3 separate regions of the Mus musculus genome follow, and regions 1 and 2 are each linked to region 3. Evidence: chromatin loops called from intact Hi-C (ENCODE). Cell type or tissue: heart. All regions are shown on one strand.

Region 1 (8,000 bases), 77 kb after region 3:
CCCTGTTCCAACCTCCTACAAGCAGGTGCTGTGATGACTCTTCTTCAAGTAGATGCACATCTATCTCTGCTTAGGGTGAATTATCTGAAGGCAGTATCTTAAGTCTTGTCCTCCCTGACACAGTGCCCAGTACAGAGAGGCACGCTGACTGCTGAAGTGCCAAGAAGTCACATAGTACTGAGCACACCCTGAAACCCACCGTAGGTGTTTACATCTAGCCTGCACCCAAAGTAAGGATGCTTCACTCAGATACTTCCCAGCCTGTCTGGCCATTCTAATCTAGAACGAGCATGGGCTGGAGCGATGTCCCGTACATAGATTGACCTTGAGTCTGAGGGCTGGCCTGCGTACTAGCTTTTCCAGTTTTCCTTACAGTTATGGGCTATTTAAAGCCTAAAATATTTGTTTCTTTTGAGGAGAGCCATTCATGGCCTTTCTTCCTGGCATATAGTATGGGTGGGATTTGATAGTAATTGTCATTTGTTCCCTTTATACAATTCATTTATCGAAATGACTCTTTGCTTGTAAAGTCTGAGAGCTTTGGAATTGGACAGGGACGTCTGCTATATTTCCACACATGGGAATATGAGAGGGAAGTTGGCAGAAGTTGGAATTGGATATGGGTCACTGAACAGTGTTAGAGAAGTGGGGTGTGTGGGAGGTTAGAGATTGGCTCTGGGATAGGTAGAGATGGATATGTATAAACAAAGCCTTAAAAAGCAGAGTCTGTAACCAGTGGGGTGCCCATGCGCACAGCAAGGTTGTGCCATGCTGACTGGGACCCAGCTAGCCTAGCAGGGTCGTCCCTGGAACCCCTGGATTTCTGCCTCAGCTTTGCCTTCTGTGCTGAGATTCTCCTTTTCTAGAAGGGACTAAAGACCTAGAGAGGACAAGGGAGTCATGGGTAATTTAAGGAACATTTGAGCTCCTGTGTAAAGAGAAAGTAACTGAAGAAACAGAATTTCTTCTAAGAGTTCCTGGGTATCTGAGGGAAGAGGTGAGAGCTGTCAGCAGGTGTGGGACTGCGTGGAGAGGTGGAGCAACCCACATGCCCACCCAATCCCTGAGCAATGGGAAACCAGGAGGAGAGGAAGGGGCAGGGCTTGGACAGCTCTTTGAGTGCCTTGGGAACTTTGGTGGTCTCTCCTTTTCATGCCAGTGTTAGATATTGCGGGTCACAGTATCTGCCAGCTACAGAAGGTGGCCCACCCCACCATGGATGCCTGCACTGGGTGCCCGCTCTGCAGTCGCCTTCAAGTACCACAGAACTCAGAAACACATCCAAATATGGGTGTGTTTACATGGGAAAGCCAGTGTGTTTAAAATATTATTCAAGTCTCCAAGGATGAGAATTATTTCTGGAGAATTATATTTGTTGGTGGGAGCTATTTTAAATGGTTTTTATGTATTTTCCCCCTGTAATTCATTAAAGTTTTTCATTTTCTTTCCTTTTGGATTTTAAAAATATCAACTAGCTTCACAAAAAGTATTTCTTTTTATAGGACCCACCAAATAAAGTAAAGATTTAAAAAGTGATGGGAAAATATAATCAAAGCCCAGAACTAGGTTCTGTACTGAGGACAATAATAATGGCCCTTTCTGGGAATCTGCTGGCACAGTGGTGGAAGCCCTTCGCCGTTGTCGGTACCGGGAGCAGATCTTGAGGGAGCATCAGCTTGGAGTATAGCTACAGGAGCCGTCAAGTGTACAATACGTTTGCCAGCTCAGTTTGCATCCCCAGGAAGCAAAGCCATTAGCCTGCTATTGGTAGTGTTCATGATGGTTATTGAGTCACATGACAATTACACAAGTGATATGAAGCCATAAATGACAGAAATAAACTTTTATACAACCAAACAGGGTTTTTATAGTTTTTCTCTTGTTTAATTGCCCATTTCCCTGGTAGCATGTGCAGTTTAATTACTGTTTGGTATACACATCTGGATGGATCAACACAGTAGCTCTCTGTGACATTTGCCCTGTCTCACAGCCTAGCTTTATCCCCAAACTGTCCCCCTGTCATAGTAATTGAAGAGGGGGCTAGAGTGGCCCTTATTAGCAGCCTAGGAGTTAAGAGCAAAAGAGTGCAGACTGTGGTTGCCGACGGCCATCCCTGAGGACTGTAGACCCTTCAGTCTCGGCTGAGGGGCAGAGATGTAATCTGTATCTCAGAGGCCCTTCAACCAGCAGTGAGCTCTGACCCACAGCAGTAAGGAGCGAGCTAAGCCCGTTACTGACGCTTGTCTACCTGACACAAGACCCTCAGGTCTAAAGAGTCACCAAGGGCTGGGGAGAAGGCTCAGCAGGTAGAATACTGGCCATGCAAACATGAGTCTGTGTTTGTGTCCCCAGAAGCCATAAAAAAGTCAGATGCTGCAGGATGCACCTGAAATCCGAGTACTCCCATGGGCAGGTGGGGAGTAGAGACAGGAGAACCCCTAAAGTTCATGGGCCAGGAAGCAGGGTGGGTGCAGCAGCAAAGGAGAAGAGCGCCTGTCTCAGAGAAGGTGGGAGGTGAGGACCAACACCCAAGGTTGTCCTCTGGACTCCATGTGCACGTGGATCATGGATCATATCACACACACACACACACACACACACACAGAGAGAGAGAGAGAGAGAGAGAGAGAGAGAGAGAGAGAGAGAGAGAATAAAATATAAAATGAACGTGTCATCAGTGTGGTAGGAAAGTCTAGATGGGAGAAACTATGGATGCACTGTGGCAACCATATCTGCACCCCGTCTTTCTATTTCACATTAAGTCTGTGAGGAGCTATTTAGGCTTGCCAGACATGAGAGCACATTAAAGGAATTAAATTAAACTCAGAGGTACTTTGTTAGGTCAGCCCTCTAAGGCTCCAAGGTTTCCTGCAACACATGTGACCTTGGTCACTGCTGTCCTGTCCCCTGTGGGACTGCTTTGAATTAATGTCCTCTATTTCCAGATAACTAGTCAGAACTCTGCCTTTAGTTTTTTAACCCTTTTGTTACCGTTGCGCTCGTCGGTATTTGTGTGTTGGTGGTAGTAGTAGCAGTAATAGAAATCTAAATCTGGCTATTTTATTACTGAAATAAACCTGTCAATCATTACTGCCGCTGTCCTTTGGCTACTTAAGTGGGCTGCCTGAGAGCGATACGTAATACTCCCTCACTCTTCACCCCTGCACTGCAGTTAAGCCCCGCTCTTTCTCTCCCTGCAGTGTGCTCTACTGCTTTTTGTCCAGTCGTTTGGTTTTCTGTCTGGCTTCCTGGCCTCGAGGCTGTCCCAAAGCCTCATGCTCTACCACAAAAACAGTCTCTAACTGGGTTAGTTCTAACCCAGGCCTCTGTTCTCCACTTCATCTGAATGACTAGCAGACTCCTTCACCCACGTCTCCCATTCCTCTAGTCCATCGCTAGACTTTGCCGCTCCCTGCCTCTGCTCCTGTTTCCTTACTCCTGCTCTCTGCCTGTTTTCACTGAGGCAGCCCTTTAACCTTACTTCCTCTTGCCTGACTCCTCCCGGCCCAGCACAGCTGCTAGGGACATGGTCTTTCTGAAGGCACCCTGCCCAGAAAGCCAGCCCCAGAACTAACAGTGTGACCTTGCGTGGGATAATAGTTCATAGCTCATAAATTGCTCCAAAGATCCCATGAGGTCATTGTGTAAGGTGCCAGGTACACAGCAACTGTCACCATCTTACCTCCCTGTTCTTCGCTGCCTACCCAGGAATGAATTCTGCCTCCCGCTCCAGTCTGGGGAAGAGGGCGGCACCAGCAGGATGCCACCCCAGGAATTGGCTCGCCTCTGAGATGCACATGCTGTCGTAGCTCTGTGTGTCACAGGGAATCGTCAGCCTTAGTACTTAAACTTGGTGTCTGGAAGATGAAGAGACTCTTAGCATACCATAATAAACCATTGCATAAAATGTCATTTATCATTTTTAATATAATAATCCCATTTTAGTGATTGGAATGGGCAAGTTCCCTACCCTTTCTTAAGAGCCAGACCTAAAAAGCCATAAGTACAAATGTCGCTGGGCTGCTCCTCCCCTCCTTCTGTTGGGGCCGACTCTGAGCATCGCCTCTGCCTCTGCCTCTGTGTCCTGCGTCCTGGCGGCCTGTGCAGGCAGCCCGTCTTTGCAATACTCAATCACAGACTGAATAAGCAGTGGCTTAGTCCAGCTCTGGGGCAGCTTGGCTGCTTTGCATTGCTTTTTTAATTTTCCTTTTCAAAACAAGGTTTCTCAGTGTATCCCTGGCTCTCCTGGACTTGTTCTGTAGACCAGGGTGGCCTCTCACTCAGAGAACCGCCTCCCTCTTCCTCTCAAGTGCAGGGACTGAAGGTGCGCACCACCACCTTACACCATCTTACTTTCTTACTTTGTTTGTTTGTGGCGCTGGGCTCAAATCCATGCCTTAGCATGCTAGGCAAGCACTCTTCTGTTGAGTGACATGCAGTTCGCACACATGCATCAACATCTCTAAAGGCTGTGTCCAGGAATCCTGTCTTAACAGACTTACCCTAATGATCTGATACAGTCACTCAAAGCAAAGTTTTAGTCACTTACTTAGATTCTGTTTTCTGGTGGCCTGGGAGAGTCCTGTGTTTTGTGAGTATGCTTAATTGATAAGCTCTTGGCACCTTGGGAGCTCTTAGTGTCCATCCTGCTCCTGGGCTCCAGGACGACGCTACAGCTTCTGCCACTTACAAAATCTGCTGCCACACTGTCTTCCTGTCTGCACCTGCACCTCGTCACCTGCCCCAACCCTCTGTTGTACACTGCAGAGATTGAGCAAGTATCTGCTGAATGGATGGTTATTATGTGTTTAAGTTTCATAGACTAATTGGGTTATTTATAGTTTAACCATTTCATCTAGAAACTTACCTAAGCTGAGCTATGTTTAAAGGTTTAGACTTTAAACCTTTAGACCCAGTCCGTGTGGGGATGGCTCCTCAGTTTTCGCTTAGAGGCGCAGAAGGGGCTCTATGTAGTCAGCTGCAGTATGCTTCCTGAGCCAGCTGTTATTCAGTCAGTCAAGACTGATACCAAATCAGCTTTTTAGAATATTTGTGACTAGCTATCACATAAGTATATCACATATACTTAGGCTTCAGGTATGTATTTTTTAAAACAACTTGTGTAAGAGTCCAGAATGTGTCATAGCATCCATCGACCCATGGTCAGTGGCAGGTCAGTGACAAGACTCAGAGTTCACCTGCCCTCCCCTGGAATCCCACGTTTGGGAGTGTGACAAGACAAACTTTTTGCTTTGTGTTTTGAAGACAGGTTCTCAGACTTTGTCAGCCACTGCTCCTTGAGTCAGCAGGAACGTTTAGGACTAAGACACTTCAAAGGAGAGAGCTTGGGCACCAGCTCGAGCCTTGGAGTAACTTCGTCTCCTTGTAGTGTGAGTGCTACAGCACTTTGATGAGCTCTGACATGTCAGAACTACTGTTGAGTGTTAAAACATCCAATTGCAAATCAAAAAGCCACTCTAATGCATGAGTCAACGCGAGCAGCACATATAAAAGTGTGTGTTTGTTTCTCTTCCCTACCAGGTTTCTGTGATGGTGAAAACGATGGCCATGCGGAAGGTATGAACAGGTGCTGGGTGGGATGCTGATATACACGTATATACACATGTGTATACACACATATATCCATATATGTACATATAGACATATGTATATAAAACCTCCTTTCAGTGCCTTGACCGTCACATTTACGTAAAGGCTGGCAACTGTTACTTGGATTATGTATCTGAGATGCTCTAAGTAGCTGGAAATGATCAAAGCCCTGAGAAAGGAAATGTGGGACTAGATTACAATGGTCCCCTGTTACCCAAGTCCATTCAATACCACAGTCACAAGGTTGTGCGGAAAAGCAAGAGTTGTAGCCACATGAAGATGCGAATTAGTCAGGCACTTAAGCAGTTGTTCCACGACCTTCTCTCAGCACTGCCTTGGCCCATTTAGAAAGTCACTGTGAGAGTGGCTGAGAGATTTAAGCAGTTCAGGGGAAAGGCAAGCTTGGGCTAAGGATGCAGCTCAGATGCTGGACTGTCTGCCATGCCTGCGTGAAGCCCAAGCTTCACCAAATGAGCCCAGAAATACTGGTGCACTCCTGTAATCCTCCACTTGGGAGATCAGACATTCAGAGATAGCCTTAGCTACACATAGAACTTGAGACTAGCCTGGGATACATGAGATTCTGTCTCAAAGAAAATTAAGTGCAAATTTATTTTAAGGTAAAATTACACATTTTACTGACATTGAGCTTCGTCAAGCCAGTGAGACCCATGTTAGAGATACGCTGGTATCACTGAATGCCATCCACAGATGGGACCCAGCCATGCTTACTCAGCCATTCAGTCCCAGGCACTGTTAAATCTTTATAAGCTGATACTCAATTTTCATAATCTGAAGCTGAACAGCTAAGTTAGTGTGAGTGTCAGAGACCAAGCTTGTGGAAGACATAAGCAAGGATGTCCCACAGGAGAGGCAGAGCCCTCTGACATCACCTTGTGCACTCCTTTTCTGCGCAAATCATTTTAGGTGTTGAGTAAAATCATAAAAACATGAAACTGATCTGTCTGATCTCTCGGGAGAAATGAAGAAGACATGGTCTCAGGGCTTTCCCCAGTTAATTCTTCAAAGACTCTCCAACAGACCTGCATATGGGAAGAAACTACAGCGAATTCCTCAAAGGAAACAACCAGTTAAGGCAGGCAGCCTGTCTCTGCCACATTCCTGTAGTGGTCTCTTAGGAGCCTTTAAGTCATGGGGCCACCTTAGCCTCCCACCAAGCCTTCTCTGTATGCCTGTCCTTGTTCTCCTGCTGTCTTGAACTACAGCGGCTCAAAGCCCGTTGTTCTCGTCTCCAGTTGTGGAGAGTCCCAGTGGGTCTGCGTGCCCCAGGCACTGTTTATTACACTTTACCCAGAAGCAGACCAGTCTTAGGACCTCACAGGGCTCACAGCTCTGAAGCATTTATTTAGTGATTAGAAAAAGAAAACCGCCGGGCAGTGGTGGCACACACTTTAATCCCAGCACTTGGGAGGCAGAAGCAGGTGGATTTCTGAGTTCGAGGCCAGCCTGGTCTACAGAGTGAGTTCCAGGACAGCCAGGGCTATACAGAGAAACCCTGTCTCAAAAAACAAACAAACAAACAAACAAACAAAAAAACAAAAGAAAAAGAAAACCAATAAGATTGTAGACAAAATATACACTTCAGAGAGGAGTAACCCAGTTGGAGTGGCCCAGAGGGAGTGCAGGACGCCGTGTACACAGAACAACACACAGAGAGAAACAGAGAAAAGAAGGACAAGGGGCAAGGGCTTTGAAGTCAGGACTGACGGACACCAAGGCACACTCACAAAGCCTGCCTGCTTGTCTCAGCAGAGGCAGCCTTTGTCGCACTGGTACTGGGAGGTTAGCCATGATGAGGACTGTATCGAGCTGTGCCAGTGACTCTAATTATTTCCTAACCTTTACTGACTTACAAATAAAAGAAACTTAATTTTTTTTAAATGCTTTTCTTAGAGTTCATTCTGAAATTTGGCCCCCATTTTGTTGTTGGTTGTTCTTTAAGCTATGGTATCACATAGCCCAGGCTGGCCTTGAACTCCTGGTCCTGCTGTTTATGCTTTCTCCATGCTGGGATTACAGGCTTGTACCAATGTACCTAACTTTGATCTCAGTTTTAAGTGACTTCCTGGGATCTGTTAGGCCTCTTGTGAGGGCCAAGGGCAGGACAGTCAAGACAGTCACAGGGGAGCCCTACAGTCCCTGGAACCCTGAAGCCTTCCTCCCTCATGCTGAGCAGTCTCCAGGGTCTGCTGTGGAGTATCTTCCTGACATTAGATCACATAGTTTCTCAGAACTCGCCTTTAACCTCTGGTCTGTGTCTGAGAACAAAAGGCCTTTACTTGACTTGTGGCTCAGCCTTCTTGCTGTCGTTGGTATGGCTCAGAGCATTAAAGCAGTCAGGGAACAGTCCCTTGCTGTAGAGCCATGAG
Region 2 (8,000 bases), 53 kb after region 3:
GAAAATCCCTGGGTGCTAGATGTTTCAACCCAGACTGGGGGCCTTATACACCACTGTTCTGTGGTCTGGACGGTCACTGCTAGTGAGCCTGTGAGAAGTCAGTGAAGGGTCACTTGTCAGCTTTCCTTACGGTGGCTCAGGAGCTCCTAAAGTCTGTGGGCTGGACTGTGTGACAAGTGAAGCCAGTTGTACTGGGCTCGGTTCTCCCTTCCACGTGGAGGCAGAAGCCGGGGCTTCAGATAGGAGGCAACTCCGTCCAGGTCCTACACGTTTGCCTATTTGGCAAAGATTTCAAACCAATTTAACTCAGCTATAAGTAAGCAACCAGATCCAGTTTTGGTTAAATGGAGAATTCAGGAAAGAGGGAAGGAGGAAAGAAGGAAGGGGAAAAAAAAATTAAAACAGAAACTTACATTCCCAAAAGAATCTGGTTCTCCAGACCTGTTCTCTCTGGGTAGCTTGGTTCCTCGTGGGGACAACTGACTGTAAATCTTTAGCAGCCTGTCATCTGAGCAGATGCCCTCCGGAGACAGGGACTGCTTTGAGGACACTGCAGCTGGGCTAGAAGCTGTTTAACAGAGGACCGCACTCTGAGGATATAGTATATCCTCATGTCCATGGGCCCTGGAGGAGGCAAGATAGCTGATGGTAAGGGTGCTTTGCGTGTGGGTTGGCTGCCCTAAACAGTCATCACAAGTTGTAGTGACTTGTGTGTCTCACGAATCACAAGCAAGCAGCCGGGCGAGGACAGTATCCGATGCTCTTAAACCAAAACAGGATGCGAGGGTTACAGGGTTTTATTTAGCCCAATATCTGTATTTAGAATGATCATGTGCTACATTAGCTGACTGTTCCAGACTGTATTCTTTCCCGACACACGTTTTCTTGGACTTTACTACTTCCTTTGTGAAAGTAAAGACTTGTTTGTTCTTTGTTCATTGTTTTCCCAGTGATGGGATCAAACCCACCGTGCTCGGCGACTGCCCTGCCCATCAGCTGCATATCCTTATTTTGAGTCAGTACTGGGCCAGGGAGGTGGCTCAGTGAGTAAAGGGGCTTCCTGCCAGATCTGACGACCTGAGTTCCATCCCACGAGCCCACGGGGCAGGAGAGAACCTGTTCCCACAAGTTGTCCTCTGCCCTCCACACTCATACTGCAGTGGTGTCCATAGACAAATAAACAGGTTATCTATCGATAGTAAAATAAGGTGGCAATAGATAAAGAAGAAAGGAAACAAAGCATAACAATATACATACTGGTGAGGGCAAGGCAAGTGTTCTTTGTGTAGCCAACTGTATATACTGATAACTAGTTTCAGTATCTTCCAAGGTTTAATTTTTGTTTTTTTCCCCCTTTGCTTGGCATTGAACTTAGGACCTTGTGCATTCTGGGCCAACGGTCTACCACTGAATTGTATCTCCATCCATTTTGTACTTTTAAATTTGAGACAAGGTTTCACTAAGTTGCCCAGGCTGGCTTTGAACTTACTCTGTAGTCCAGGCAGGCCCTGAACTTTTGATCCTCTCTCTTCAGCCTCTTGAGGAGCTGGCATCCCAGGCCTGTGCCACCAGGCCTGTGCCACAGACCTGAGATGGGATCGTCCACATTACTGTCTTCTACAGTTTGCTACTCTTGTTTCATCTATTCACCTATTAGAGGGTTTTTTTTCCTCATTGTAATCTAAATTCTAAATCTCTGTGAAACTCAGTGAAGTGTCTCACCAAGTGTAATCACAGCAGTGAATCTGGTGTGAGTCAGAATGCAGTAGGGCTTAGGAACAGGAGCAGGCCAGCAATGGCTGTCTCCACTACCATCTTCTGTGGTGGGTGCTTTGGTTCTCTTCCTGAAAGCTGGCCTAAAGTATCGGCCTGTTTCTTACACTTAGAGGATCCTTTGGCTGTCCTTAGGCATTTGTCTCATACTGACCCAGCCTCTGGGTCTGGCTCCCTCCCACCCATGGCAGCACCGTGTGGGTGCTGAAGAGAGGAGTTAGAATCCTGAGTGCCTGAGTCCCCTCCTCAGGATGGAAGCCGGGAGCCAGGCCAGAGATGCTGCCTCCCCCTCTTCCTCCTGTCGGTTCGGCTTTGCTGGAGACTGCTTTGGGTGTTGTTCTTCATTGTGCCTTTGTAACTTCTTTCTTTTTTGAGACGGTCTTGCTTTGTATCCTGACTGGCCTGGCACTTAGCTGCTGCCTTGGCTGCCTGAGGGTTAAGGTGACAAACACGTGCCACCATGCCCAGCCTTTCTTGTTTGGACAGATTATTTGGCCTGGCCCTGTGTAATCATACCAGTTGTCTTGATTTTGACCTTAGCTGCCAAAACAAATAACCAAACAATCAAAAACATGTTTCATTTTATATTTTGTAAAGTACTCTTTTAGCTTGGTTTATCTAATTAAGCTTACACATCCCTTTTACGTGGCATTTAAGAGGAAGGACAAGGAAGAGGTAACTCTGGGAGCAAAGCACGGCTCTGAAACAGTTAAGAGCGTGTAAGCGTGTGTGAAATGAGAGCCAGCTCTCTGCTGGGTTACGGTGCTGCAGAGGGCAGAGGCACGCGGGTGCTGCAGTCAGGGAGCCTCGGAGGGCATTGGCACATCTGGCTGTGGGCAGATGGTTTGTCATCACGTGTCCTGCTTGATTTTTGTCAACAGAAACCTAAACATACCTGGGAAGAGGGAGGCTTAATTGAGAAAATGCTTCTGTCTGAGTGACCTGAAGCCGTAAACAGCTTTCCTCCATGGTCTCTGCTTCAGTTCCTTCTTGGCTTCTCCAAGTGACCCAGGATATGCAAGCCAAGTAAACCCTTCCTCCCCAGCTCCTTTGGTCATGGTGTTTATCACAGGAAGATGAGCGCTAAGGCGTCACGAGAACCAAAGGAGTTTCTGTGGGTGGCTGTTATCACGATCTCCTGTTGGGTCCTCAAGAGAGACGCCGTTGATCTTGGTTCCATGTGCCCTTCTAAGAAGGGGCCTGCAGCATCCTTCAGGTTGTAGCCCAAGTATAAACGAAGCCTGCTCAGAGAACTTACCTTCACTCAACCTTTTCTCTTCCTCAGCTGAAGTAGGTTCAATATCAGGAGTCGGTCTTTACAGATTTACCAAAATCTAGAGAAACAAGGTAAAGAACTTCACCATGACAGGCTAAGGGGTCATTCTGTAGGGCTCAGTGATCCACTTAAGTGTGACCTCTGGCCGAGCATTAGCTCACCCTGTCTAGCGTCTTACCTTCTAGCCAGACTTGCCGGCAGACTCCTCACTTACCCTTATCAGGGAAGTAGGGGACAGCTGTGCTGGGCGCAGAGGAATGCAGGGCTGTCCAAGGAGCTCTGTCAGCCTGCAGCAGGAAGTGTGGCCTGACCAGCAAGCAGCTCTAGGGCTTTTAGCCAGCTGATCATTTTGAAATGTTAAGTTGGTTACCTACCTCAAGTGAGGTCATAGATGACTGTCAAGCCATTAGGAATGTTGCATGCACTATAGCATAATCGGGTATCTTATAGCCATTAGGAATGATATGTGCACTGTAGCAAAATCGGGGATCTTACACCAGGCTACTATTGTCACTTGAATTGTAGCTCTGCAGTAGATTTACAAACACAGTAACAGATAAGCGTGTGCGTGTGTGTTGCTGAGGCTTGAATTAATGAACTAAGGGCTTTCTGTAAGTGTGTTCTACTACTGAGCTACAGCCTAAGGGATACAGATCTCCATCTGCCCATCCCCTGGAAACAGAATCTTACTGCACAGACCACGCTGACTTTGAACTCGTGAGCCTTCTGCCTCAGCTCCCCAGTGCTGGGATTTTAGGCAAGTACACCTGGGCAGACGGAGTCTAAATAAAGACTGTATACATCAACTAGAAGTCTCCCAAAATCTCAAAAGCAGGTGATTGTTTACAGAGCATTTGGCAAAGGTGGCCAAGTGATAAGACCAGGAGTAGAGCTCGGGGACTCAGAGGTCAGGGTTACAGACTGCGAGCGTGCTCTCCTGTAATCTCAGCATAGGGAGGCAGAGGTAGGAACCTTGACAACATAGCTTAGGGCCAGCGTGGGCTGTGCGAGAGGCAGTCTCAAAAACAAAAACATATTTTAGCTTTCCTGAGAAAAATCACTCTATCTGTCTGGACCTGGTCTCCATCTCTAGAAGGAAGATCAGCCTCTTGCCCTCTGGGGGAATTCCCTGGTGTCATTTGTCTAGCGCACACTGATGGACCAGCAGCCCCGCTCCCTTTGCTTCCGCTGTTGCAAGCTGAAGAGAAGAGGGCCTCTGTGCGGATGAAGAGAGAATCCCAGGAGCTCTCTTCTTAATGTTCTTTGGCTCCCATCTGCTTCTGTCATTGTCCATTGCTGAGATGGTTGAAGCAGCCACGTAAATGATACTGCATCGTGATATAATGAAGTTTCCGGCCAGCATGGATCACTGGCACAGACGGTGGCTTTCTGTGGCTTTTGCAGTTTTATCTGTTCTTTAATCTGTACTCATCGCTGTGACTATACAGACAGTGAGAGCTGCCTATGGAGATTGGTTCTGCTTGACAGTATCAATTGAGCAATGCTCTGTAAAGATCTGATGTTTTGGCATTATAAGCCAGAATTTTCAAAAGATTCGTTTATGAGCTAAACTCGGTCTTCTGTCACTTTTAAAACAGCGGACTTTAAAGTTCTGTGCTTAAGCAGTTCCCCTGCCTCAGCCTCTGGAGTAGCTAGAGTTATAGGTACATTCCACCAAGGCTAGGTTAATATAAACACCTAGATGTGTATGCATGCTTGCTTGTGTTCTCTCTCTCTCTCTCTCTCTCTCTCTCTCTCTAGGTAGCATTAATTATCAGATTTGGGGTTTCATACATTCTAGACAACCACAGTATATTTTTAAAATGTCAATAGAACTCCTTACATTCGAGAATGTTATTTTGTCATTTGATTAGTGTTTAGACAAAAACAAACAAACAAACAAAGCCTGGCAGTAGTGGTGCCTGCCTTTAGTCTCAGCAGTTGAGAGGCAGAAGCAGGCGCTCTATGAGTTCAAGGCCTGCCTGGGATACACAGAAACCATGTCTTGAAAATGTCTGCCCCTCAAAAGACTAGTACTTAGAAGATCTTATTTTACTTGAAAATGTAATCATATTTTTCTGTTTTTAATAATTTTATATAAAAGTATAACCTTAAGCTGAATTGATATTTCTATTTTGCTGTAGAAATAAAGTATGTCTTGGTTAATTATAATTATAAATAAGTCATATACTATTACCTATGTGTAATTTAAATTTTATCATTACTACTATTATTATCTTTCTGAGGCAGGGTCTTTCTACTTAGCTCTGGCTGTCCTGGAACTTACTATGTAGACCAGGCTGGCCTTGAACTCATAGAAATCCTCCTGCCTCTGCCTCCCAAGCACTAGGATTAAAGGCATGTGTCACTATACCCAGCCATTTGTTTGTTTGTTTGTAAGATTCCTTTCTTTTTATTTTATGCATTTTGCATAAGGGTGTTTTTTTCCATATAATGCATATATGCAGTGCCCTCTAAGGCCAGAAGAGGGTGTGGATTCTCTGTCAGCTGCCATGAGGTTGCTGGAAACTGATGTAGCCCAGGTTACCCTCAAACTTGCTACTTAGCTGGGTGACCAGGAACTCCTGATCCTCTTGCCTTTACCTCGCAAGTGCTGGATTGCAGAACCCAGGTTCTTGGGAAAAGCAGCCAGTGCTCTTAACCGCTGAGGTATCTCACCAGCCCCACACAGACCTATAATAATGATAACACCCTTAAATTAACATATAGCTCTCTGGCTCTCAGACTTCAGCTCATTGAATGACCAAATGGGGCTTAGTCGGAATCCCTGTATGTTTGCCAATAAAGTTTGAAAGATGTGGGATTTCTAATTAACCACAAATGGAATGATATGCCAGCAGTATTGTCAGTGCAAGTATAAGTCACAGTGGTGAGCAGTAGCATCTATGGTACAGGCCGTGTATTCCTCTAGTCACTGGGGGGTGAGGAAACCAGCTGCAACAGCTGTAGATTTCAGAAGTGATCCGATGAGGATGCCCGTGTGATCATGCATGTATGATCACCTGCACACATAAAGAGCCCTCCCGGGCTGGGGATGGAACTCAGTGGTAGACTGCTTGCCTGGTACCTTGGTGGCATGCATCTGCAATCCAGCACTTGTGAGGTGAAGGCAAGAGCATCAGGAGTTCAAGGTCATCCAGCTAAGAAGCAAGTTTGAGGGCAGCCTGGGCTACATCAGAATCTGCTTAAAAACAACATACAAACAAACAAAAGCTAGGGTATCCCTACCTTGGAACCCTCTCACTCAAATTGTTTCTTACTTTTCCCTAATAAATCTCTCTCTGTGTATATATGCCCATGTGCACATGCGTGCACATATGCACACACATAAAGGGGTGGGAGAGATTGATTCCTACCCAGAGTCTAGGGAGAGTGCTCTAAGATTATAATATAGTGAGCTATTAGCTCTAGATTTCCTCAATGAAATTCACAACTCGCAGAGACCTAGTGCTGTAAGCCTATAATTTGGGCCACTGGGGGAGGCTGAGGCAAGAGAATCACAAGTTCAAAAGCCAACCAGAACAACAGTTTAGCAAGACCATATTGGAAAGTTACAAAATGACAACTACCAACAATCCAACCAGGGCTGGGAATATAACTCATGGTAGAATGCCTGCCTAGTACTGAAGGGATGGACAGGAGAGGGTGGGGTGGGACAAGCACGTGAACAGTCACATTCTGGGATTGAGAAGAGTCATCTCAGAAAGGTTCTGCCCTCAGCCACAGCTGTGTCTCCCATACCTTATCCTTCACTGCAAGGCCAAACTAATTCGCCGCCCTGGTAGATGTATATTTCAGAAACATTCAGTTTGCAATCCTGTATGATAAGGAGCCTGTTTGAACGACTTTGAATATCCAAATATCCCCTTTGCTCATAGCTTACTTACCAAAGCAAAGGGAGAAATGGTCTTAGCCGCCTCCTCGGCCACCTGAGTGTTAGCCTCAGCCTGCCCTCACCCCTGGAGCTCCTTGAAATCTTGTTTCTTTTTGGATCAGGCTCTACTCTCAGTCTGCCCTCCCACAGACTAGTGACTTAGGCCCAGAATCCTTCTCCCTTGGTGGCTACCCAGACATTTCCCTGTGCTCACCCTCAATAATTAGGTCATCCTGTAAGACAGAACCCAGCAGGCCAGCCCTCGACTGCTAAGGTCCTTTCTGGCTCCTGGTGTTAACTTGCACTTGCGGGCTGTTGATGTTTTAGGTTGCCACAGTCAGCGTTGTGTGCTACCCTCCTCTTCTGGTGCTCATCAACCAATTGAAGAGCGGTTCTAGCTCCAGACCCCAGGAGATGACTTGGCTAGCCCCCTTTTATTGTTTCAGAAAAAGCTGCCAAATTACCCCAAACAAACAAAAGCCACGGAAGGACAACTGAGTTTGGATTTCTCCCACAATGAATGCTTGGAATTGTTAGAAATTCTTTCAGACAACTTTGCTCCTGTTGCCCATGCTGTGCTTGCAACATGCTGGGCTGCCCTGAGCGGCCCACACGGCACCCCAGATAACTCTGAAATACTGCGTGAGGTCTCCTGCGTCTCAGGTTCTGAATCTTTACAGTGCTCCTGGGAGCTGAGCTGAGGTCCTCCTAACAGTATATATGAACAGTTTGTGGTCTTTGGGCTTTATGGCCCCCCATACCCCCCTGTTCTCCTCAGTGCAGCCCTCCCTGCCATCACTACCACAGCAGAGGGTTTGCCACAGGAAGTCAGCCTAAACCCTGTGGGGCTCTCAGCACACATCCGCTTTTCTCTGGGATTACACAGGTCAATGGCTTCAGGGCAGCCAGGGAAGCTCTCCTGTGTCTTCCTGCAGTCCAGGCAGAAGGAACATCCATCCCAGCTTGGGACTTAGCATTCTCACAGCAGAAAGAAAAGAGTGTGAGAGTTTGTTTGCATCACACATACATCTGTTTGCTCCTAAGTCATTGACCACG
Region 3 (8,000 bases):
CAGCTGGCCTTATTTCTTATTATTTGAACACTGTTATTTAGTGTGTGCCTGTGCATGTGTGTGCTTGTGTGTATGTGTACGTAAAGTGCTTGTGTGTGAAGGTCAGAGGACAACTTTTTGTTTTGTTTTGTTTTGGTTTTTCGAGACAGGGTTTCTCTGTATAGCCCTGGCTGTCCTGGAACTCACTTTGTAGACCAGGCTGGCCTCGAACTCAGAGATCCACCTGCCTCTGCCTCCCGAGTACCGAGTGCTGGGATTAAAGGCGTGCACCACCATGCCCGCTCAGAGGACAACTCTTAAGAGTTGGGTCTGTCTTTTTTTTTTTTTTTTAACACTAAAGCAGTTACTCCCTACTTAGCTTAAGGGACCCACTTTTTTTGTGGGGGGGTGGTTAAGATTTATTTATTTATTTATTATATGTAAGTACACTGTAGCTGTCCTCAGACACTCCAGAAGAGGGAGTCAGATCTCGTTACGGATGGTTGTGAGCCACCATGTGGTTGCTGGGATTTGAACTCCTGACCTTCGGAAGAGCAGTCGGGTGCTCTTACCCACTGAGCCATCTCACCAGCCCTTTTTTTGTTTTTTGAGACAGGGTTTCTCTGTGAAGCCCTGGCTGTCCTGGAACTCTCTCTGTAAACCAGGCTGGCCTTGAACTCAGAAATCTGCCTGCCTCTACCTCTCAAGTGCTGTGATTAAAGGCATGCGCCACCACCACTGCCCAACGGGTCTGTCCTTCTTGCATGTGGATCCTGGGGATCAGACTCAGGATGTTAGGCCTGGTGGCAGTGCCTTTACTCACTGAGCCACCTTGCTGGTCCCTGGTTGAGGCTTTTTTTTTTTTTAATTAGGTGAAATAAAGGTGAAGAAAGTACATTATTTTGATAGTTGATCTACTACCAGAGACCTTACTAAGTGACCACACAGGCAGGCGGTCTGTAGGGCACGGTATGCTTGGTTAGTGGATCCCTCCCACCCATTGTGAGACGACACAATGTTTCATCATGCTGCTCAGATTGGCAAGCAATGTAAAAACTCATGAATTATGAATTTTTTGGAAATGTCCCACTTAATATTTTTAGACTACGGTTGATGGAGTATAATTGAAGCCTTGGAAATGAAACTGTGGGTGGGGAACAGTCTCCTCCTGTGTGTTTTCTGAGCCTCTGCTTGGAGCTCAGTGTAGTGACAGCTTTCCCAGCTGGCTTCCAATCTCAAGAGAGGGAATGGTTCCTTTGCTGCCTCTTGTCTGCAGCCTGGCGCTCCATCAGCGTCTGCTCTCAGCCCTCCAAACAGGCATCTCAGCAACCCCTTTATTACCCGAACTAGCCAGAAAGTCCTACTTTATTTGGTTTTGTTTGTTTGTTTGTTAAGGTGGTGGGGAAGGAGGGCTGACTCACTCTGTAGACCAGGCTGGCCTCCAACTCACAGAGACCCAACGGCAGCCTTTGCTTCCTAAGTACTGTTATTAAATGGTGTGTGCCACCATGCCCAGATTTTTCTTTTGTTTTCTTCTTTTTTTAAAGATTTATTTTGATTGCATTTAATCATGTGTCTATGTGCCTCTGTGTGGCATGCATACTTGGGTGCAGGTGCCTGTGGAAGCAAAGTTATCATAGTCCCTGGAGAGAGAGTGACAGGTGGCTGTGAATGCCCAATTTGGGTGTTGGGTACCAACCTCAGGTTCTCTGAAAGAGTAACACATTTGCTTTTTTTTTTTTTTTTTTTTTTTGAGACAGAGTGGCCCAGAATGACCCTTAACTTGCAGTCTTCCTGCCTCCACCCTCCAGGTAGTGAGATCTCAGATGTATGACACCATGTCCAGCCTGGCTCATCTGTGTGAAAATGAACTCAGTATGGCATAAAAGCAGAAGGCAACACGTAAAGAAAAAGCATGGATGGACTGGAGGGATGGCTCAGTGGTTAGGAGTGCCTACTGCTCTTGCAAAGGGTCAAGGTTCAGTTCCCGGCACCCACATGGTACAGATGGTAGCTCACAAGCAACCGTCTGTAACTCCAGCTCCAGGGGACTAAGGCCACCTTCTGGCTACCAAGGATCCCTATACATAGATGCTGCACATAATTGCATGCAAGCATACACACATACATATAAAAATCAAGAAATATAAAATAAGAAAAAAAAGCATGGTGGGTAGGACAATACAACAGACACATAAGCCTAATTATAACAAAACAATCTAGGGACTAGTGAGCTCCCTAAGTCGGTAAATGTGCCTGCCACCAACCTGAGTTATTGGCGGATGTGAGTACACACACACACACACACACACACACACAAAATGAATAATGAATGAATGTAAAAAACCAACACATATAAAAACAGTTGCAGGAAATACAAAAGTTGCACATCATGTCTATAAATTCTTTTTGGTTTTGTTTTTGAGACAAGGTCATCATACAGTCTGGACTGGCTTTCTTCTCATTATGTAGCCAAGGAGGACCTTGAACTACTGATCCTGCTGCCTCTAACTCCTGACTGCTAGGATTACAGGCACTTGCCATAATGCCCAGCCTCATTTTTGTATAAATTTTAAACATAAAACTTCCTATCCCACATAGAGTAACTGGATTAATAAATCATACACAATAAAAGGAAGAACAGAATAATAAGTATATGTTAATTTTGAAAAAATGAACAGTAGTGTTAGACATCACTACCAACATAGTTACTTTTTATGGAGACAAAGAATGAGGTGGGGTTCTTTTTTTTTTTTTTTTAAATAAACTCCAAGCATATGAAGCAAAACGATTTTTAAAAAGTCTTATTGTGTATGTGTGTCTAGGTATGTGCTTGCTACAGCCTGAGTGTGGAGGCCAAAGGACAAGTCTCAGGAGTCAGTTATCTCCTTCCACATGAGTCATTTAGCTGGCCCCAAAATGCCTTTTAAATTTTATTTGCAGTGTTGGAATCAAACCCAAGGCCTAGGGCTTGTCACACAAGCGCTCTACAGCTGAACACCGTCCCCAGGCTCTGCAAAAATGTTTTGATGGTTTAATCATGAGGTGCGTGGGCGTTGTTGTTATTTTCCGTATTTCTCCTCATGTCGCTAATACGTCCTAATTCACAGAACACAGTCATGCTCAACACTCTCCAGGACATCTTGGTGTACAATTATGTTGGAAGCAGCTTCTGGGCTAAAAAGGGGGAAGCCTGACGAGGCCACTTGCTGTTTTACCAGCGAAGTTGAACGGATGGGAGAGATGGCTCAGTTAAGAGTACAAACAGCTCTTACAGAGGCAAAGACCCGTGTTTGGTTCCTAGATTAGTGTGATCTCCGTGGGTGCCTGCATGCACATATACATATGTACACATCCACACTGGGCAGTGGTACCCAGCGGCTCTCACACATTGGTGCAGCTTAACTTTACAGACGTGATATAGGTGTGAGAAGTCCCGAAGCAGGCTGGGGACCGTGGGCTCAGCCCTCGGTCGGCTCGCCGGAGGTCGAGCTCCCCGGCTGGGAGGCCGGGCTTCGGGGCCCGGAGGCCGGGCGGGCCGCGCCGAGGGCGGAGCCGCCGCGCGGGGGCGGACCTCGGCGCGCTCCCGGCCGCTCGCTGGCTCTGGGGCCGCGGCGGCTCCTCTGCCGGGTCGCGCCGGAGGACAGGTTTCGGGCGGCGGCTTGGGCGGCCTGCGGACAGACCGGGTGGGCCGAGCAGCGGAACCCCGCGCCTGCCGTGTGCCTAGCCCGCTAGCGCCGGGCGCGCGCCATGGCCGCCTCGCCCGGTTCGGGCAGCGCCAACCCGCGGAAGTTCAGTGAGAAGATCGCCCTGCACACGCAGCGGCAGGCCGAGGAGACGCGGGCCTTCGAGCAGCTCATGACCGACCTCACCCTGTCCCGGGTGAGCTCCGGGGCCGGCGCGAGCGGTGCGGGCGGGTCCGCGCGGCGGGGAAGAGGTCGCCGGGCCGAGGCGGCGGCGGCGGAGCCGGGCGGGGGCCGCGGGTGGGGAGTGGGGCCGGGGCGGCCGCGGCCTCGGCTCTGGCCGGCCTGGCGACACCGAATGCGGCTTGCTATCTCGGTGGACGGGCCTCGGTGCGTTGAGCTGGAAACGGCCGAGCCCGGGGAGGCGGGCAGCGGGGCCGGGCGGCCTAAGCGGGAGGATGACCCCGAGAGGAAATCGCACGCAGCTGCAGCTCAGAGGCCGGACCGAGGCACGCCTGGTTCGGGCGGTGCGGCTTCTCCGTGGACACCCACGGCCAGCGAGCCCTTGACTGTCGGCGTAGAAGGCCTCGGGGGCCGGAGGGTCGCACATCCTCCCCGAGGGGAAGACTTGGTGCACGCACAAGCGAATCGACGGCTGGCCCCTGAGTGGCAGGGGGCCTTGGTACCACGTTGAGATTCCGTGGCTTTCCCTCCTTCGCCTCTTGGAGGTGCTTTCCGTGGTCCGGTGCATTTGCTCAGCATCAGATATTTAGTGAGAACTGACAGGGTGCCTAGCGCAGATGGTGACTGCGGAGGGACCCAGAGGAATGAGTAAGAGCGAGTCGGAACAAACACCTGGGAGGCTAGACAACTGGAGCGGACGGCAGGGGATGGAGACGGCAGGAGTGTCTGTGTAGACTGCAGAGGGTCAACGTGAGTGGGCAGCCTTGAGGATTCTGAGTGCTGGCCTTGAAGGCACATTGTCAGATGGGGGAGGCTAGGAAGATGCTGGGGGTGGACAGCTGGAAGCAGACGTGTGAGCAGATTGCAAGCTGGTTGTTTCCCTGCTTCCCAAGGTGCAAGCGTATTCTATTTTGGCCACCATAGTGTTTGGGATTGAAAAACAAAAACAAGAAAACTAAAATCTGTTGCTAGGGTTTAAATTGGGAGTTTTTTCTTTTAACATAAATTTAACATAAACTAAACTAACATAAATGTATAGCATAAACTAAACGGACTTACTTTAAAATTAAGAGACTTGGAAACAATCTTGAGTGTTACTTCCCTCAAGTGGAGTGTGAACTCTTTCTTGCTATAATACACTTTACACGGCTCACTGTTACAGCCCCCTACACCGAGACCACTCATCAGTAAGGGCAAAGTGGACTGCTTTCTGAACTTCCATTCTCCATGCACTGAAGGAAGAAGAAGAAAAAAAGGAATATATGAGAGATAAGAGATAGATACAGGATACAGATAGATACAGCCTTCTGTATAGAAGGCTGAAAATTTCAAGGAAAAAAATGTCCTTATGCCCTGAGCAGTTATACTGCTTACAGGTTGGCATCTAAGGCCTTGACATTTTGTGACCTTGATTAGACTGAGCCTGACAAGCTTCGGATGTATTGAAGAGGTGTGGGTAAAAGCCATGGATTAGTGTAAGGCCTGTGTTGATGTTACAAGGCAGACTTTATGCACACATACATGTGCTCTATGTGTCTGTATAGCTAGAGTTGGTCCAGTCGCTCATGCGATTTTGAGGCCCCCTTTAAATCATCCTTTGTGCTGAGGTCATGAGTGATATACAGATTATTTTTAAATGTTTTTTTAAAGATTTATTTATTATTATATGTAAGTACACTGTGGCTGTCTTTAGAAGAGACATACCAGAAGAGGGTGTCAGATCTCTATCACAGATGGTTGTGAGCCATGTGGTTGCTGGGATTTGAACTCAGGACCTCTGGAAGAACAGTCAGTGCTCCTACCCTCTGAGCCATCTCTCCAGCCCCCAGATTATTTTTGTGCTCTGTAGCTCGGCTGGCTTCTAGCTCGACATCCCTTTTCCTTAGTTCATTAATGCTGGGATCACAGACATGCACCATCAGATCTGGGTCAGATTTTTAAAAACAGGTCCTCCTAGATCCTTAGTGTTCATATAGTTTTGATTTTACTCATGTGTGTTTGCACATAATCTTGTGTATATAGTTCACTAGGTAGAGCGTCTATACACTCATAGACCAAAACATTTATGTGTGCAATAACTCAAGGTTACAAATTCATAAATCCAAGTCAAATTTCATGTAGTATGAGAAATGCTATTCTGATGCACTGAACTTGGGGTCTCTATGTGATATGTTGAATTTAATGAACCTGATCAACTGTGGCTTATAGGCTAATCCAGTTGCTATTTCTGCTAATTACTACAAATTACTACAAACTTATGCCATTTTGCCCTGTACCTGGGCCAGGGAGTCATTTGCATGTTAGTTCAGCCTGTGTTTTCTCCTTGACCAATGGGTCCCATTGTGTTTGAACAGACACTTGTGACAGCCCTGAGTGTGCCCAGGGAATTTTTGCTTATTTAGGTTTTTTTTCTTAATTTATTTATGTATATGAGTACACTTTAGCTCTCTTCAGACGCAACAGAAGAGGGCATCGGATCTCATTACAGATGGCTGTGAGCCACCATGTGGTTGCTGGGATTTGAACTCAGGACCTCTGGAAGAGCAGCCAGTGCTCTTAACCGCTGAGCCATCTCTCCAGCCCTGCTCCTTTAGTATTTTAAAGGCTTATTTCCCCACAGAAGTCACAGAATGAAACACTTCTCATAAAGAACTCCTGGGTCCTCAAGTGTTTGTGCACTCTCATTTGGAGAATCGTCCATGTAGTTGGCAGAGGGTGATTGGGTGACCAGTGTACTGACTTTGCTTACTGCTTACAGCAGGCATGTTAACTGATGGGCAGGCACTGCAGTGATCTAGATAACATTTCTTCTTAGCCTGTGTGGAGCTTCAGCTGCTCACGTTATCACGGCCAGTCACTGGGACTGACTTGAACACTACTGAGGGTCTAGATTAGCGGTTCTCAACCTGTGGGTCAGGAGTCCCACAGACGTGGCTGATCAGAGTTTTGCACTACAATTCACAACAGTGGCACAATTACAGTTAGGAAGTAGCAATGAAGTACTCTTACGGTTTGGGGTTACCACAATATAAGGAGTTTTATTAAAAGGTTGCTGTATTAGGAAGGTTGAGAACCACGGCCCTAGATTTTGGAGAATTTTTTTTTCCAGGTTGCTTGCTTCAGCTTCCTCAGAAACAGTGTGAAAGGTTTTGTTTGTTTGGTTTGGCTTGGTTTTTTTCAAGACAGGGTTTCTCTGGCTGTCCTGGAATTTTCTCTGTAGACAAGGCTGGCCTCGAACTCAGAGATTTTCCTACCTCTGCCTCCTGAGTGTTAAGAGTACAGGTGTGCACCACCATGCCCAGCTAGCAGAGAGGCAGTCTGGAGAAGGAGTACCTGCCCATTGTGGTACCTAGCTGGGATCTCCCGGTAAGGAGAGGGAGGAGAGCGGAGGCAGGTCAGCCTGGGAACTGCTGCTGGGTTTTGAATGATTTCTGTGCTGTTGGTAAGTTGGATGCTTCCAGTACAGTTAATGGACTGTTTATGCGAGGTATGTGATGGGGGCTTGACAGTCTTCTTAGTGTGCTCACTAGTACTGTGTCTGTAGTGTGTGCCTGGGGCTCCTGTGGTTGCTTGGGATGTTGTATGAGCAAGCAACAGTGCAGACTGATGGGCGTTAAGATCTAGTGAGGAAGATATTTAAGAAGTAAGGACCCATCTTGGTGAATGTTATAAAAAGGAAGTAGCTGGAGCTCTGGGCGTGGGTAGCTCGAAGTCTTTGCCATTATCTGAATGTCTAAGGGATCTGTGGGAATGGGGAGAGAATTTTGGGATAGATGTGGAAAGGCAATGAGCTTCTGGCAGAGTCTACGGTCCAGCAGGATGACTGGGAGAGAGATTTGAGGTGCTGGGGATGCCACAAGGGTCAGGTTGTAGATGTGGGATTTGGGACCCGATCCTACAGCAATAGTAGGCCATTGGAGAGGTTGATCCCGGGGGGATCTGTATCTTCAAAGGATCCTTCTAGCGAGAATCTAAGAGGAGGCCATGGTGGAGAAGGTGTTCTGAGACTGTACAGCAAGCTCTGGCAGGGCTGGGTGGCATTGATAGTTCGAACAGGTTGATGCTTACAAAGTGTAAGGAGCTTTGGAAACGCCAGCAAGGTGAGAGGGAGAACTGAAAATGATCCCAGGCTTCAGGCATGTCAGGGTCCTGGAG

The links. Peaks named below come from ENCODE experiments on the same cell type or tissue, not always from the same donor. Only the 100,000 strongest peaks of a DNase experiment are listed, where the experiment ranks them.
Region 1: a loop joins it to region 3, with 2.7 times the contacts of the local background. A loop is called at or near these places in 13 of 42 quality-filtered maps.
Region 2: it touches region 3 in a loop (2.8-fold over the local background); 16 of 42 quality-filtered maps call a loop at or near these places.

The regions. Positions count from the first base shown.
Region 1 is chr7:80,607,474-80,615,473 of GRCm38, reverse strand. It overlaps Crtc3 (CREB regulated transcription coactivator 3), which reads left to right. Exons shown (of 15, transcript NM_173863.2): 7 at 5,542-5,577. Among named protein-coding and RNA genes, the nearest start is that of Gm15880, 25 kb to the left of the region's middle. In heart, no CTCF peak of the experiment used is centred here; a DNase peak (open chromatin) is centred at 3,503; H3K27ac peaks cover 1,681 bases.
Region 2 is chr7:80,631,374-80,639,373 of GRCm38, reverse strand. All of the region lies in intron 2 of Crtc3 (CREB regulated transcription coactivator 3), which reads left to right. Gm15880 (predicted gene 15880) reads right to left here and starts at 3,357. Exons shown (of 5, transcript NR_040343.1): 1 at 3,264-3,357; 2 at 3,032-3,107; 3 at 414-624. In heart, a CTCF peak has its summit at 5,527 (motif pointing right); DNase peaks (open chromatin) are centred at 3,293 and 7,207; H3K4me3 peaks cover 220 bases; H3K27ac peaks cover 2,983 bases.
Region 3 is chr7:80,684,468-80,692,467 of GRCm38, reverse strand. Crtc3 (CREB regulated transcription coactivator 3) reads left to right here and starts at 3,591. Exons shown (of 15, transcript NM_173863.2): 1 at 3,591-3,861. The coding sequence starts at 3,730. In heart, CTCF peaks have their summits at 3,752 and 4,346; DNase peaks (open chromatin) are centred at 3,007, 3,577 and 4,247; H3K4me3 peaks cover 2,397 bases; H3K27ac peaks cover 1,919 bases.